2 separate regions of the Mus musculus genome follow, and region 2 is linked to region 1. Evidence: chromatin loops called from intact Hi-C (ENCODE). Cell type or tissue: left cerebral cortex. All regions are shown on one strand.

What was found. Peaks named below come from ENCODE experiments on the same cell type or tissue, not always from the same donor. Only the 100,000 strongest peaks of a DNase experiment are listed, where the experiment ranks them.
Region 2: it touches region 1 in a loop (2.3-fold over the local background); 6 of 42 quality-filtered maps call a loop at or near these places.

Annotation. Positions count from the first base shown.
Region 1 is chr11:87,243,816-87,251,815 of GRCm38, reverse strand. Ppm1e (protein phosphatase 1E (PP2C domain containing)) reads left to right here. Exons shown (of 7, transcript NM_177167.4): 2 at 2,766-2,884; 3 at 7,348-7,547. It also overlaps a transcript of Trim37 not described here. Among named protein-coding and RNA genes, the nearest start is that of Gm22883, 71 kb to the left of the region's middle. In left cerebral cortex, a CTCF peak has its summit at 4,610; DNase peaks (open chromatin) are centred at 4,204, 4,458, 4,838, 6,133 and 2 more places; H3K27ac peaks cover 2,750 bases.
Region 2 is chr11:87,352,764-87,360,763 of GRCm38, reverse strand. Ppm1e (protein phosphatase 1E (PP2C domain containing)) reads left to right here and starts at 1,770. Exons shown (of 7, transcript NM_177167.4): 1 at 1,770-2,315. The coding sequence starts at 1,861. Gm33937 (a long non-coding RNA gene) reads right to left here and starts at 3,235. Exons shown (of 5, transcript XR_003949755.1): 1 at 2,871-3,235; 2 at 1,894-2,738; 3 at 822-919; 4 at 496-600; 5 at 1-130. In left cerebral cortex, no CTCF peak of the experiment used is centred here; DNase peaks (open chromatin) are centred at 1,613, 2,220, 2,627, 3,341 and 1 more place; H3K4me3 peaks cover 2,829 bases; H3K27ac peaks cover 2,490 bases.

The DNA of each region.
Region 1 (8,000 bases):
GTACTTTCTCTAGTTCCTCCATTGGGGGCCCTGTGTTCCATCCAATAGCTGACTGTGAGCATCCACTTCTGTATTTGCCAGGCACTGGCAGAGCCTCACAAGAGACAGCTATATCAGGGTCCTTTCAGCAAAATCTTGCTGGCATATGCAATAGTGTTTGGGTTTGGTGGCCATTTATGGGATGGATCCCCAGGTGGGACAGTCTCTGGTTGGTCCTTCCTTCTGTCTCAGCTCCAAACTTTGTCTCTGTAACTCCCTCCATGGGTATTTTGTTCCCCATTCTAAGGAGGAACGATGTCTTTCCTTTTTTAATGGGAGAGAGGAAGAAGCAGGGACTCAACTCAGGGCCTGTGCACACTAGCCAAGCATTCTACTCCACAGCAGCCCTGGGCAATGACGTTTGGATTGGTGTTTTTATATATGGAGATTACCCCCTCCCCTATCATTTTTGAGATATTTTCCCTCTCACTGAATTATCCAACTGCCCACCCTCCTAACACCAACACTCATCTCCCTCCCCCAATCAATTTACTTGCTAATAGATTCCCTACCCTTTTCTTCAGCTCCTTTGCTCAGCAGGGATGCTACAATCACCCAGGCCTCCTCCTTCAAACATTTAACTCCCCTGACTCCTCTTAGAGTTTCTCTAGCTCTTCAGTCTCTCTCTCTCTGTGTGTGTGTGTGTGTGTGTGTGTTTTGGGGGGGGGTGCGTTTCAGACAGGGTCTCACCGTGTAATACTGGATGGTCTGGAACTCACTTTGTAGGCCAGACTGGTCCAACTCACAGACTGCCTGCCTCTCTGCCTCTGGAGTGCTGGGATTAAAGGTGTGTGTTACCATGCCTGGCTCTTTCTAATCTCTGTAGGTTCCTGTCTTCTAGCAAGCTTTAAAATACTGGATTTCAGTAACAGTGTTGCTGTTGAACAAATTATGACAAAACATAGTGGCATAATAAAGTCATTTATTATACTATAGTTTCTTTTGGTCAGGATTTCAGACTGGAGCAGCACGTTCCCATTTCTGTTCCATGGGATTGGGAGCCTCAGGCTGAAGACTGGTGTTGTCTGAAGCCCTGTGCACTTACACGTCAGACAGCTGATGGTGGCTGTTAGCTGGGGCCAGGGGCCTCAGCTCATATCCGTGGGACCCTGTGCATGCCGTCTCTCCAGGTTGGCTGGTTTGGACTTCCTCACAGTATGGCTGCTGGGTTCCAAGAACAAGCAGTCTAGAGAGGGGAAGAAAGCAAACAGCGAGGGTAGCCAGGGAGCCTACTTTGCCCTTAAAAAGCAAGTTCTCAGGTCTAACCACATGTAAAGAAAAAAGCAACAGACTTTATGTGAAATGACAAGGTTCTAAAATAGCACGGGACCTGGGGCTGGAACTCCATGGGAAAGCACTTGGCTAGCAGGCCTGAGGCTCTAAGTTAAAGAAAAACAAAACATGGGACCCGAAATCCTACTGTAGCCTGCTACAGAGAAAGCCTGCCACAGCCTTCTGGTCACAGGTCATAGCATCCATACATGCCACATTCTTTCTCCTTCTCTCCCGCTTTGTGCCTCCCAAAGCCTCACCCCGTGATGGCATCAGGCTCAGGCTAGAGAGTCACTGTATGTGCCAGTGCGATCCCATGAGCAAAGCTCCTTGTTTACAGTTGCATCTAACCTGAAAACCGAGGCAAACTCTCTGCCTCACATTCCATAGTATCTAAAGCAATGTATATGCTACAGTATAGAGCATTTGTCTCCTCGTTCTCCCCATGTTCACTGCTATTCCTATAGTTTCAAAGAGCACCTTGTGATTCTCAGATTCTCTGTCTGAATTCTATCTCAGTTTTCAAATCTGAGCGTCTCTCTGAAATGTCAGTTAATAATTTTATACCCCCCAAAATAATTTTATACTCTTATAAAATATCTCATCATCATTTCTACCTTAACATGCTAAAATGAACTCTTGTTTTCTGCATTAGCCCATGTCCTCAAATCTCTTGTCCTGCTCCTGTCGGCCCATAGCTGTTCAGACAACCCAGGACTTCTCAATCCTGTCTGGTTCACTCGCCTCAACCCAACTGTCACCAAGTTCTGCAGCATCTTTCTCCAAAGTATACCTCCCTCCCCAACCCCAGTGCTCACATTCTTCCTCACGCCCCTCCCCTTTGTGCCTACCTTTCTCACGCTCTTACTCCTGTCCCACCCCTCCCACTACCCCCTTCTGTGGATTTTCAGTGTCCTTTACTGCCCATCTTTCATTCTTGCTACATTCTAACTTCCTGTGCACAGCAAACCAAGGGAATATTTTAGCTTCTAGCTCACCGTGGCACTTCCTTGCTCAAAAATTTGTGACTCAAAAACAGTTCTCATAAAGGCCTGTGCAAATGCTAGTCTGAAGTATTTCATCCTGCCTTCCCACGTCCCTATAATGCTATCTTTTTCACGTTTAAGGGTATGGCATGACTGTCCACCCAACCGAGGTAGGTATCACTGTAGGGGTCACCGTATTGTTTCCTTTACAAAGTTTATCTGACTTTCAGGTTGCATTCTGTTAGTTTACTTGCTTAACCACCTGCCTACCCAGTGGGATGGTAAATCTGGTCAGGGACTAGCCCTGAGGTATTCACTAATATCTATCCAGCACCTAGCAGGGGGTCCGTCAAATAACACACTGGATGGTAAGGGAGAATCTGGGATAACACAGCATGACATGTATTGTGGCACATTAGAGTATCGCTTCCGAGTTCTTACTGAGGATAGCTTGTGCTTCTCTTCCAGTAACTGCCCTTCCTTTCTGGCTGCTGCTTTAGCCAGAGCCACATCAGATGAAGTCCTCCAGAGTGACCTTTCTGCTCACTGTATCCCAAAGGAAACGGACGGCACAGAAGGGACTGTGGGTGAGCACCTTTCTCCATTATTTGTTTAAACATACTAAAATTTTCTCATGGACAGATAGCTACAGAAAATATCTATAGCATATTAAACCCAACTACATATACTTTCTAGTGTCTAGACAGTAGTAAGGAATTTTTTTCTTAAAAATTAATAAAAAGAGGAAAGAAAAAAATCTAAGCACACGCACACATATTTGAAAATAAACTATTTTTATAAAATTAAATATAATGGTACATGGGAAGTACTAGAAACAGGAAATTGACATTGCTATCTGGTAAGGAGCAAGTGTATACAATGGAGTTGAGCTCAGAAGTGTGTACCTGCAGTCTCAGCTACTTAGGAGGCCATGGCAGGAAGGTCACTGGAGCCTAGGCATTCTAGACAGGGTCAGGCATAGACCTTTTCTTAACTAAAAATACCCAGTTTGAGCACAACAAAGGAAAATGATGAGGAAAGTCGAGTTTAAGAAGAACCTGTGTAAAACATTTTGTTTATCCATGGCGGCACCACCCCAAATACACCCCATCTCTTCTAAGATGTCATCCTGAAGAATACACATAAAAGCATACAACAGTTTTTAAAACTTAGAACAAGACTCATCCATCTTGTTAAGTTTTATATCCACTAAAACACAGCACTGACAGATATGTAACGTAATTTATTTATTACACGGATCATTGTGTGTCTTTGTTGATAAGGATTAAGGCTCAGCAGTCATTCCCACACTCAGCCCTGGTGTCAATGGAACTGAGCCCAAGGCCCTGGACATGATGCTCCTCACACACTGCTCAGAATGTTTTGAGACAGGTCTTGCTGACTGCCCAGGCTGGCCTGAAACACGCTCCTCCCACGCAGCAACCCAAGAGGCTGAGTTACAGGAATGTGCTGCCACACTGGCTTCCAGCTTACATATTGGGTTTAACCATACTTGAAAATGATTAAGCAAACTATTTGTATAAAATCAGGGCCTGAGTAACCCACCATACACTTCTATGTTTGGTGCAGGGAGCGGAACCTGGAGTTTCTTACATGCTAAGTATGTGTTCTACCAACAGAGTAACATCCCTAGCTTACTACTCCAAAATTTTGAGGGTGATATTTCATTGATATTTATTGGCTTTGAGACAGGGTCTTAACTCTGTAGCCTCAGGCTGGCCTTCAACTCACTGCCTTGCTGTAGTCTCCCGAGCGCTGAGATCACAGCATGCGCTACCATGCTTAGCCCTTCTGTTCTATTCTAAGCACTTGCCTATCAACATGGTACATAAGGAACAGAGCATGTGTTATAAATAGAAAGCCATCCCAGAGACTGTGTGGCATTCCTGCTCTTCCCGTCTCTCTCTGGACTGTGACAGAAAACTGTCAAGGAGGGAGTTACTACTTGTTCTTACTGAGAATAACGGATTCACCTAGAACCACATTGTCCCAGAGCCAAGCTGAATGGAGCCTTTCTAACAAGGCACGGTCTTTCCCCTGATGCTGATGCTGAAAGCAAAGCCCTTGTAATGAAAAGTTCTGCTCAACTGCAGAGGGGTGACAGCTGACTCAGCTGCAGCTCGACACAGTGACATTAGCGACTGACGAGCAGTTTACAGCTGTGAGTGGGTGGGCTGCTGCCTGGATGGTTCTCACTTTCTCACGCCCCTTATTTTGTTTTATTTTTCCATCTCAAGTGGCTATTATTTATATACTACTGTTCTATAGCACCCCTGCTGGAGACTGTCTCAGGGCTGTGTGCTGCCCCAAATGCTGGCTCTGGAGAATTAGCTGAACCCCACAAGACAATAAAAGTAAAATAAAGTTGATTTAAAAAAAATAGATGTCATTGATCACAATGTTGGAAATTTTTCCTAGGATATCACTCAGAATCATCTGCAGGCTGTTGAGATCTCAACCATCTGCCAATCTCTTAGCCATTTCACACAAATCAGTAGGTGTGAGCTGCACAGCTAGGGTCTCTACGGGGACACTGTTGGCCCACACAGTACAGAGGGACACATACACCGCTAAGGGCTTACAGCACAGGCAGTGAGGTCCCACTGAAAGGACACATAAAACCTCTCTTTAGCAGGAACTGGTTAAACGCCTTTAATCGCAGCACTCAGGAGGCAGAGGCTGCCATGTGGTTGCTGGGAACTGAACTTGAATCCTCTACAAGAGCAACCTGTGCTCCTAACCACTGAGCCCTTTCACTAGTCCTTAACATTTAAATTTTATTAGTTCCCTTACTGGACAGGGTGGTGTATATAATGACCGCGATATACGAACCACAGAAAGATGGAATTGTTTATATCATTGGCTGGGTATCTGGGAATGTGTCGTGTATTCCACCCGTTCTCCTTGGAGTTTCTGCATGCTTTGTAGGCCTCTTTTGTGATTTGTGTCAACTGAGGACACAGTCATGTCAAGTCTGCACGGGGGTAGGGATACCTCCTGTTGCAGTCTCTATGAGCTCTAGTACTTAAGAGGAATAAACATCTGGAGTTGCTTAAAGCAATAAAAATATTTGGCTGTTTATGGACTTGTTCATGTATATAACTCCTCAGGGAGTATTTGTTCTTTGAACTTCATTCTTTTTCAAATACACCCTTGCTTTTCAGTTATATAAAACTGAGAAGGGGCGGCTGGGTGTGGTAGTGCATGCCCACAGACCACAGCACTGGTGAGATGGGAGCAGCCTGTGCTATGAGACTGTCTCAGAACAAACAAATGAGCAAATACATAAATATGTTCAAGACATAAAGAAGACTGCTGTATATTAGTAATAAAGAGACCAGAAATAAAATCTTTTGACACTTTCTGGATATAAAGATGTTAAGAGTTCTGAGTTGATGTAGGGGCTCACACCTCTAATCCCTGTACTGAGTCGGCTGAGGGAGAAGGAATTCCAGACCAGGCCAGCCTGGGAACAGAGTGAGACCCTGTCTCAGAAAAGGGGTGGTGCAGTTTGTGTTGGATGTGATAATTTATAACTTGGGGAACTCTAACTCCAGCACTTGGGAGGCTATAGCAGGATCCTGCTTGAATCTGAGGCCAGCCTAGGCTCTATAGAGGAATTCTGTCTCAAAGAGATAGAGCATGTGCACGGTGTTTGTCTGGATGTACAGGGCTGGAGTTCTAGCCTCAGTACTATAAAACAGAAGGAAAATTAATGTAAGAATTATGCATAAGAACAGAAATGGAGTCACAGATTCAAGGCTAACCCGAGACTGGAAGTAAAGAAATGGGAGTCCAGGTTCCATGCTGCCGAGGAACACACAGTCTCTCTTCCTCTGGGTTTCTGTTCTAGGCTACAGGAAGCATCTGTAACCATTGCCCGTCTGCCACATACTTCCTCGGGCTGTCAAGCTGTGTCTGATTTAGTAAAGCAACTTTTAGGAGGCTTTTTTTTTAAAAACTGAGATATTATAGGAGGAACATCTAAAGTACTGAAACCCTAATCTTTGGTTACTTGAGTAACTGCAAACTGAGCGGAAGACTAGGTGGTTAGAGATGTTAGATACGGTCTCTTCAATGCACTGATCATGTGCCAAGGGATACAAGTCGGCTTCAGAAGCCAGATGTTAACTGGGTCAACTGTAGAGTGAAGGGGACGTAAACCAGGTGATGCTGGTGTGTGTCTACAGTCCCAGCACTGGGGAAGGGTTGTCGAAAACTTAAGGCAGAGGCTGACTTGAAAATAAACAAACAAATGAGCAAACAAACAAAAAAATAAGGCTAGTCATGGTATCACACATGCCTTTAATCCCAGCACTCTGGAGGCAGGGAGAGGTGGATCTCTGATTTCAAGGTCAGCATGGTCTACAGAGTGAGTTCCAGGATAGCCAAAGCTACACAGAGAAACTTTGCTTTTAAAAACCAAACAATAATAATAATAATAATAAAATTTAAAAATCAATAGTACACATAGAATTCAGGTTGCCTTCCCCAAATAAACATTTAACCTATCAATTACTCTATTGACTAAACTACTGCCTAAAAGTTTAATTGATAATATATCAAGGAAAATATATAACTCAGTTCCAAATGATAGAGCTGGAATTCGTTGCAAGTTGTCAGTTCGTTATAGCAGACAGAAGACATAAAAGAGATCAGGAAGGAGAGCCAGGAGTCTTCGTAAGCCTTTCCTGTTCTGAGTGGCTGGATATACATCCACTGCTCACGGTTCAGTCTCTCTTCTGAGCCTAGAAGGCTTGGCTCGCCATGTGATAATCCTAGCAGTCGTCCACAGTGAAGGCTGCTCTGGGCTAGAGGGCAAAGGGCTGTGAACAAGCCTGGCCTGATCAGAGGCTTTCTTCTGCCACAGAGGGTGATCTTGGTGGCAGCTGATGGCTCTCTGCTAGGTAGTGTCTTTTCCTTGAGTTAAGGAGGATGTGACTGGAGTGAACTACTTCTGTCCAACCAGGTAGGGGAGTGGGGAGCAGCGTTACATGGCTCTTTATTGGGGTCTCTGCTTCCTTCACAGAAATTGAGACAGTGAAATTGGCCCGTTCTGTCTTCAGCAAACTACATGAGATCTGCTGCAGTTGGGTGAAGGACTTCCCTCTGCGCAGGAGGCCTCAGATTTATTATGAGACGTCAATTCATGCCATCAAGAACATGCGAAGGAAAATGGAGGACAAACACGTCTGCATTCCTGACTTTAACATGCTCTTCAACCTAGAGGTAAAGGGCTCTCTCTTGTTGAGAGCTGGTGTGACATAGCCCTGCCAGGAAGGACCGGTGTCCCACCTGTAGCCCGTAGGACGGAGGGAGGCTGGCTGTACTAAAAAACAGAACTTGTTTGATTGTTTTGAGTAAGTTCAAGTCATTCCAAATTGGGAACATTATGTTATTTTTAATAGGTTCACATGGTTCAAAATTGGGAGAATAAAAATCTTTTGTGGACAGCCAGTTCCTATGCAGTAAAGGAAGAGAAGTTACCAGTTTTCCTTGAAGCTTCTAAAGCTATTTTATTAGCAACCAAAGAAAATCATTATATCGAAATAACACATTTTTAAAAGGAGAATTTTTCTGTAGTAAAGGCAAGTGGCTTATTAAGTTCTCAGTATACCATGTTGCTGAAGCAACAAAAAACAACATAAAAGGATACATTTAAGGCTGAGACAAATTTGATTT
Region 2 (8,000 bases), 110 kb before region 1:
ACCCCAGCTCTTCTCTAGTTTTTCTGAAATGGCAGTAAGCAAGTAGGTCGAAAACAAATGACTTTGAGGGCTTTCTTGGCATCCCATGGAGCAGTTTCTTTCTACAGACTAGTTTGGTCTTTCCATTCATCTTAGGAAAAAAAATAGAAAAAATTCTAAGTGCATTATTTACTATACACTTTCTATCATGTATTATTTAATCTTGACCTAGGAGAGAGCATAGAACTCTATTTTACATGATACCATTAGTAAGTTCAACCCACTTAATCTTAAAATAACAGTATCGGGTCAGGGATTTAAAAATACAGCATTATAGGAAAACAGTTGGTGAGAACGCACCCTCTTCTGTCATTAATAACTGACTGGAAATGGTATTTCTGATCCTAAATCCAGCTGAAACCCAGAAACAATAAATGGAGAGATGGAGTGGATAATTTGTGAGTACATGTTTTTTCAAAGCAGAGGGGAAAAATCACTATGTTTGTGCTGAATTACATGCTGCCGTGGACGTGGTAGTATGCAGCAATGATGCTATCATCCATACAGCTGTACAGCACAGCATCTTCAAAGCACCCACCACCAACATCATCACCATGAAGCCTGAAAATAATAGGTTTGTTTATAGTTTGGTAAGAAAATTAGAATAATTTAAAGTCATTTCAGTTCTAGCTTGGGGGAGGGAGTAAGAAGAGACACAGGAGGTGGTGGGGAAGAACAAACAAAATATAGACAAAATACGGATTATATGGTAGGATAATATAATATAATGACATGCATTATACAGAAACTAAGCAGGGGTTTTTGGGTGATGGAAAACTTACAAGTGAAATCTACCACTTCAATCTCGGATTGAATTCTTGTTGCATCGCTTGCTTTTGACCTTGAGCAAAGTCACTGTTTTGAAGGCTTGTTTCCTCATCTGTAAAACAGAATCCTAACGGTAATAACCTTTGCCTTAAAAGGCTGTGAGGATTAGAGACGAACACGTGTAAACTGCAAAGCCCTATATAAATAAGACATTGTGTAGATACGAGGCACAGCTAGATTTTCATAGAGCAGAGTTAAGGGGAAAGATTCTAAAGGCTTTGGAGACTTTGAAAGGGGCTCTAACACCAATGCCACAGCTAGAAAGTCTTGACTTTTAAGCAAGCGAATTACTGTTTAATTTCTCACGTTCATCTTTTTGAGAAAGGAGGATACATAGAATCAAACGAAAGAACCTAGACAAAGGAAACTACCCTTTTTGGGTGCTCGTGCCTGGACCTTTACTTTTTCAACACATATCATTAGTAAAAGGTGTTTACTGCGTGCCATCGGATCAAGAGATATACTACGGCAAGGCAAGCAGATAAGGAAACTGAAGTCAGTACACTCCTGGTGGAACCAACAGAGATGTCTCAGTGCTTATCATGAAACTAGGGTCTTCACCCCACAAAGACCATTCGAAGTTGGAGTGCAGGAGTCCAGCGTCCTTACCACTCCACAGACTCGACGGGAGGGACCTTGGAATTCTTAATTAGAACCGGTTGCCATGGCGACAGTCTCTAGGCAGCGTGGGCTGAGCTCTCGGTAGGGATTGCGGGTGGGCCGCCGCTGGACCCTGTGCGCGCGCCCGCCACCAACTTTCCCTCCAGACCGGAGCGGGGTGGCGCGCTCCGCCCCCGCCCCCGGGCCGCGCACGTCCGAGCTCGGTGGCGCGCACGCCTGCGGGAGCCCTCTCCAGGCAACCCAGTGCTGATCGCCGGTGCCCGTGCGGCCGTTCCCCCTCCGTAGCGGGAGGCGAGGCTCCGAAGCAGCCCCCTCCTCCTCCTGGGCTCACCTCCCACCCCCTTCCCGGTGGACCTCGGGGCATGAGCAACGATGGCGGGCTGCATCCCTGAGGAGAAAACTTACCGGCGCTTCCTGGAGCTGTTCCTGGGCGAGTTCCGCGGACCGTGCGGTGGCGGCGAGCCAGAGCCCGAACCCGAATCCGAGCCCGAGCCCGAGCCCGAAGCCGAGCTAGTCGCGGCTGAGGCGGCCGAGGCTTCGGGGGAGGAACCGGGGGAGGACGCTGCGACGGTAGAGGCGACCGAGGAGGGGGAGCAGGACCAAGACCCCGAGCCCGAAGACGAGGCGGTGGAGGAGGAGACGGCGACGGAGGGCGAGGAGGAGGAAGAGGAGGAAGCGGCTGCCCCGGGGCACTCGGCCGTGCCGCCACCGCCGCAGCCCCAGCTGCCACCGCTGCCCCCGCTCCCACGGCCGCTGTCGGAGCGCATCACCCGAGAGGAGGTGGAGGGCGAGAGCCTGGACCTGTGCCTGCAGCAGCTCTACAAATAGTTAAGTAGCGGGGCTCGGCCGCGGGTGGGCCGCCATCCCCGGGGTGCCGGCCTGGGTTCCCGTCCCCGCTACCCATGTCCCCGCGGGGCACCCGGGCGGGGTCCCCCCCGCCTGCCCCCGGCCCCTCTTCGCTGGCCCTCTCGGCCAGCTTCTCGGCCACTTCGCACACCTTCCTCCAGAACCTTCCTGCCAAGGTCTTCCCTCCCGTCTTGGGCTCCCCATTCTTCCCTGCGCCTTTCTTCCCGGGGTTTCCTCCCACCTTCGTCTGTCTGTCCTTTCCCGGGCTGCGTTCCTTGTTGGGCGGTGGGGACGCGCGACTCCTTTACAGGCAGTAAGAGGTGCCTTTCTACATAACCGCAACAAAGCTAATACCGTCGGTGCCCAGAGGAGCCCAGACCCCTAGATTTTCCGTCAGGCGCTCACTGTTGAAATGAAAAGGCTCTATAGATGGCTTTCTTACGTGAGAGCCTAGTATCATACTTTGCAGACATTTGACAGCATATAATTGAGAGCGGTAGGGAGGAATTGGGAAGGAAGGGTAAGTAAAACCCTACCGAGCAAGCCGTTAGGTGAAAAGACGAGGTCGTAAGTCAGAAAAGTCAGCCTGGTTGGATAAAATTGCAATTAAGTGCAGTATTTTCAGTCCATTAAGTAGATGGGGTGGGAGGTGGGAGAAAAGCAGATGGCTTAGCTACCCAGATGCAAGTCTAAAATAGAAAGGTCAAGGCTTTGCCTTTCATCCGAGTTCTGCTTTTTATGGGCTTGAAATAGAAACGGTTTACAATCGCGTTTCTTTCCAAATGGAATTGTTCTGAAATAATGCCTCTGCAAACACTGGGAAACCCGAGAGTCTTTTGCCATTCAGCTAATAGTTGTAATGAAAGGTGTTACTCTGACCACCCCAAAAGTTTACTATCGCAAGATTCACTGCGGCTAAGTTCAAACCCACTTCCTGGATTTCTCCAAAGCCTGGAGGGGGCTAGAAAAGAAAGCTATTTTGTCTTCATCAGACCTCATAGACAACTGATCAAACCATTCTCCTGTTAAAAGCAGCAGCCTGTCAAAGGGAAAAGCCACTGAGCAGATCTGTAGAATTGGACTGTGCGGATGCCACACTTTATAAACCATCCAGTAATTAATTTTAAAATACTGTTCAATTACCAGGGGAATTGTGTGTTTTGGGGAAATGCAAAAATAAAATGGCGTGTAATACCACCACCTGGGGATAAACAGCATTAATGGTTGAGTATTTCTTTTTTTTTTTTTTTAACTATCACAGAAAAGGACCTACAGAATGCCATTTTAAAAAAATTACATGATTCAGACACTTAAATATAGTGGAAGTATTTACCAAAGTGAAGGGATTTATCTCAGACTAGTACTATCTGGACAGTTTTTACCCTTACACATATGCTCCCAGAACAATTTAAGGATTAGGGACGCTCCCATACTGCCATTAATGTAGTACAGTCTGAACATTTCAAGGCTTTTAAAACTGAGATGCACAGAATGAAATGGTAAGATGTGGGTGTTTTTTTATTTTTAATGTGATAAGGAAACAAGATTAATCAAAATGTACATATCAATTAGAAAAATGATTACGATGAGAAGGTGATTGCCAATGAAGCACAGAAGTTTGTGTTTGAGTTAAAACTAGCAAAATTACAGCTAGAAAATATTATTTCCCCTTAAATTGGACACTTATACTCTGACTTCACATAATATCAGACTTTGTACTGTATTTTATTCTGATGCTAGTCGAGATAAAATGGCTGGCTCGTTTATGTGATGTATCTTTAAGGTTTTTAGTGGGTGTAAAAGTTTCAAAATGAAAAAAATGTTTCAAAATGTGTAATGACATTTTTAGTTTTTATTTTATTCCAAAAAAAAACACCAGATAAAAGCCGGGCGTGGTGGCGCACGCCTTTAATCCCAGCACCCGGGAGGCAGAGGCAGGCGGATTTCTGAGTTCAAGGCCAGCCTGGTCTACAGAGTGAGTTCCAGGACACCCAGGGCTACACAGAGAAACCCTGTCTCGAAAAACCAAAAACCAAAAAAAAAAAAAAAAAAAAAAAAAAAGACTTAGGAGAATCAGGATCAGCCAACTGTAGTGTTCGGCCATTGTTTTGTTCAAGCTCTTCATTTTACATGTGAGGCCTCTATCCAGATTTGGAAAAAAAACCAAAAAGCAAAAAACGAGTCTTGTAGAAATGATTCCAACATTTCCTGGCTTAATCTCCGACTCTCAAAACACCTGTCACAGAGGGAATGATGACCTCAAATGTCTGGGAAAATTATGTGCCTCTTTGTAGGTATGTGTGTGTGAGTGCAGGCACCTGCAGAAGCCAGGGGTGTAGAATCTTCTAGAGCTGCAGTGACAGGCTGATGCTAATTGCTGACACATGGGTCCTGGGAACCCCACTCCAGTCCTCAGAAGAGCAGTAAGTGCTCTTTTTTTTTTGGTTTTTTGAGACTCTTAACCACCAAGTCTTCTCTCCTGTCCCTAGAAGTAAAGCTGACCACAAATAGATAAAGAAGACTTAAAAAGATACATTATATCAACTTCTCTCAGTGTTTTCTCTTCACCTGTTTTGGGAATTGAACTTAGGGCCTCATGCATGTTCACCAAGTTCACTGGGCTATATTCCCAGTCCTTTGCCACCATGCCCAGCTGAAATTTTGCTTAGGAGTGTAGTATAGTAACACATTTTCCTCCATTATTTGGTTCTCTCACATTTGAGACTAAGAACAGAAGACATCTGTTATTCCTAATCTTGGTAAACTCAGAAGTGACTTAAAACAGTTAGCAAGATCGCAGGCCAGTGCTGGCCCACACCGTTTATCCCAGTACTAGGGAGGTAGAAGCAGGCTGATCTGTTTGAGTTCTGAGACCAGTCTGATCTACAGAGAGATTTCCAGAATAGCCAGGCTACATAGCAGCCCTGTCCCAAAACAAAACCCCTCAAACAGCAGCAGCAACAAAACCAAGTTATGTAGCTAAGAAAAGAGTGAAGGTTTAGACAACTTGAAAATGTCTTAGAAGCTGGAGAAGGACGCTTGCTGCTATTGTATACAGATGGAGATTTGGTTCCAGCACTCATGTCTAGTGGCTCATGACTACCTTTAACTCCACTTCAATGGATCCTGTGCCCTTTCCTATCCTCAATGGGCCCAAGCACGGATGTGGTGTACATATATACAGTTCACACACAAAAAAATAAAAGTAAAGAAATCTTTTTGAGAGGAGGTTTGGTTTTGTTGTTTATTTGGATTTTTGTTTTGTTTTGTTTTCTCTCAACAAGGTTTCTCTGTGTAGACCTGGCTGTCCTGGAACTCACTCTGTAGACCAGGCTGGCCTCGAACTCACAGGAATCCACTCACCTCTGCTTCCTGAGTGCTGGAATTAAAGGCACAAGCCACCACCACTAGGCTGAGATTTGGGTGTTTGTGACAAGGTTTCAGTATAGCCTTGCCTGCCCTGTAGCTCACTATGTAGACCAGGCTGGCTTGGAACCTATAGAGATTCTCCTGCCTCTGTCTCCTAAGTGTTGGGCTTAATGGGGTAAGCTACCATCTCTGGCTAAAAAGTATTTTAGAGTAATATTTAGGATAAAAATTTTACCTTACTGCTTCAAAATATAAAACTTGTATATCAGTATCCCATTCCTAGGCAAAAGCAACATGTAATTTTGAAAGAGCAATAATTTTAAAATATCAACAGCTCCCATCCCACCTATGGAAAGGTTCTCCTGCTTTCATCTTCCAAGTACTAGGATCCCATGCCTGGCTCCTTTTCTCCTGGTAGGTATCCATTCTACCATTAAGCCACATCTCCTGACTTCCTAATTCTCACTTAAGACATTATAACTGATGTTATATTCAACTTGAATTCGAGGGTATAAGCAACTTGCATAGATTAATAAGTCAGTCAGTACTGTGCGTCCCCCAGCCCCATGCAACACTAAGAATCAATTTGTTTTAATCTGTGAGGATCAAATACACTGAAGTCTCATTTTAAAGCTGAGTTGTCACATTTTCAAAGCAGTTGTTTTCTCGGTTATTCCTTTCGGCTGGGATGGGCTTCCCAAGGGGAAGGGAGCTATCACAGCAGGCTGGCGAAGTTAAGTAGTTACAGATGGCTCGATGTAGCATTGAAGATGGCACTTTTAGAATGGTTTGGAAGACAAAATCACCAGTTATAGACACTAATAATTCAGTTCTGTTGAATCATGAATGACTTTGGGAAAGGTCAGAAAATCGTTCAGCTTTGTTTCGTTTTTACGTACATGCACATGAAAATCATCACTCATCTCAAAAATGAAACACTTCCTTATAAAGAGTAATAAAGTCACTAAAAAAAGTGGAGACGACTTACACACACAAAAAGGGTGACATAAATACAGCTTAGTGTCAGTCGTAGTTCCCAAGGTTTTCTCTTCTCTTGGCCTTTGAGGCTGGCACTTTGCTGAGAGTTTTCAAATAGCCTTTCCCGTCTTCTTATGCCGATGTTCTGTCCTTGACCATCTCAAGACTGCTCTGTCCTCAATACCATTCACTCACGTGATTGGCTGTTGTGGTTGTGCTAATGGCTCCCAGCTCTGCCTCCATCCTTGCTTTGACTGATAATGGAACAGCTTCCACCTGGTGTCTAAAACCCTGGTAATCTGGGAGTGGCTGTTTGCTGTGTTGTGGGGATTTCAAGCTAGGTTAGCCTTACACCCTCAGCTCCAGCTCCAGCCTGACACCTGATACTTTTTGTCGTGAGCATATTCCTGATATCACATTTGATTTGTCTATTTAACCTTGTAAATGTTTCACTTACACTATTCCCTCTTGTTCATTTTATTTACCTTTTTTTGTGGCCAGAGTTACTACTATCGGACTGAGTCATATAGATTTTTTTTCTTTTTAAGTTTTATTTATTCTCTCTCTCTCTGTGTTTAGTTGACATATGTCTGTGTCAGTGCACCACATGCATAGTTAACAGATGGTTGTGAGCCATCATGTGGGTGCTGGGAACTGAACCTGAGTCCTCTGGAAGAACAGTGAGTGCTCTTAACCACCAAGCCATCTCTCCAGCTTCAGATTATATAGATTTTTTAAGTGTTATACTAAAACATTAAAAAATTTTAGTAGTAATATGTATTACTAATATATATTACTGTACATATACACTAATATTAGTAATAATATTACATATATATGTATAGTGTGTGTGTGCGCGCTTCTGGGAGTCAGTTCTCTTCTTTTACTGTGTGAGTTAATACAAGACTTCTGATCCCAACTTTAAAGACAGAATTTCAACAAAGTTTAGAAGAAAGAGATCATATAAGACCACCCTCATTTCTAAGACCAGCGCTGAATGTTTGGGGTTTCTCAAAACTACCCTCAAATCCAGGAATTCTCTAGAAAGACAAATAGAAGTCATTGACCACTATGAATATAGTTTATTGCAAGGACAAGGTATAGATTAAAACCAGCCCAAGGAAGAGGTGTACTCTACAAAAGCAGCAGAAGTCAAGAGTGTCCTATGCTCAGGAGTACATCATCCAGTGCAAATATGTGGCGCAGTGCTCAGAGTATGACATTCTGAGTCCCACCCAAGTCCCAGTTTTCAGAATTCTCACTGGCATCTACACTTAGGACTATCTCTGATGTAATCAGAGATTCTGGAGACGTTCCTC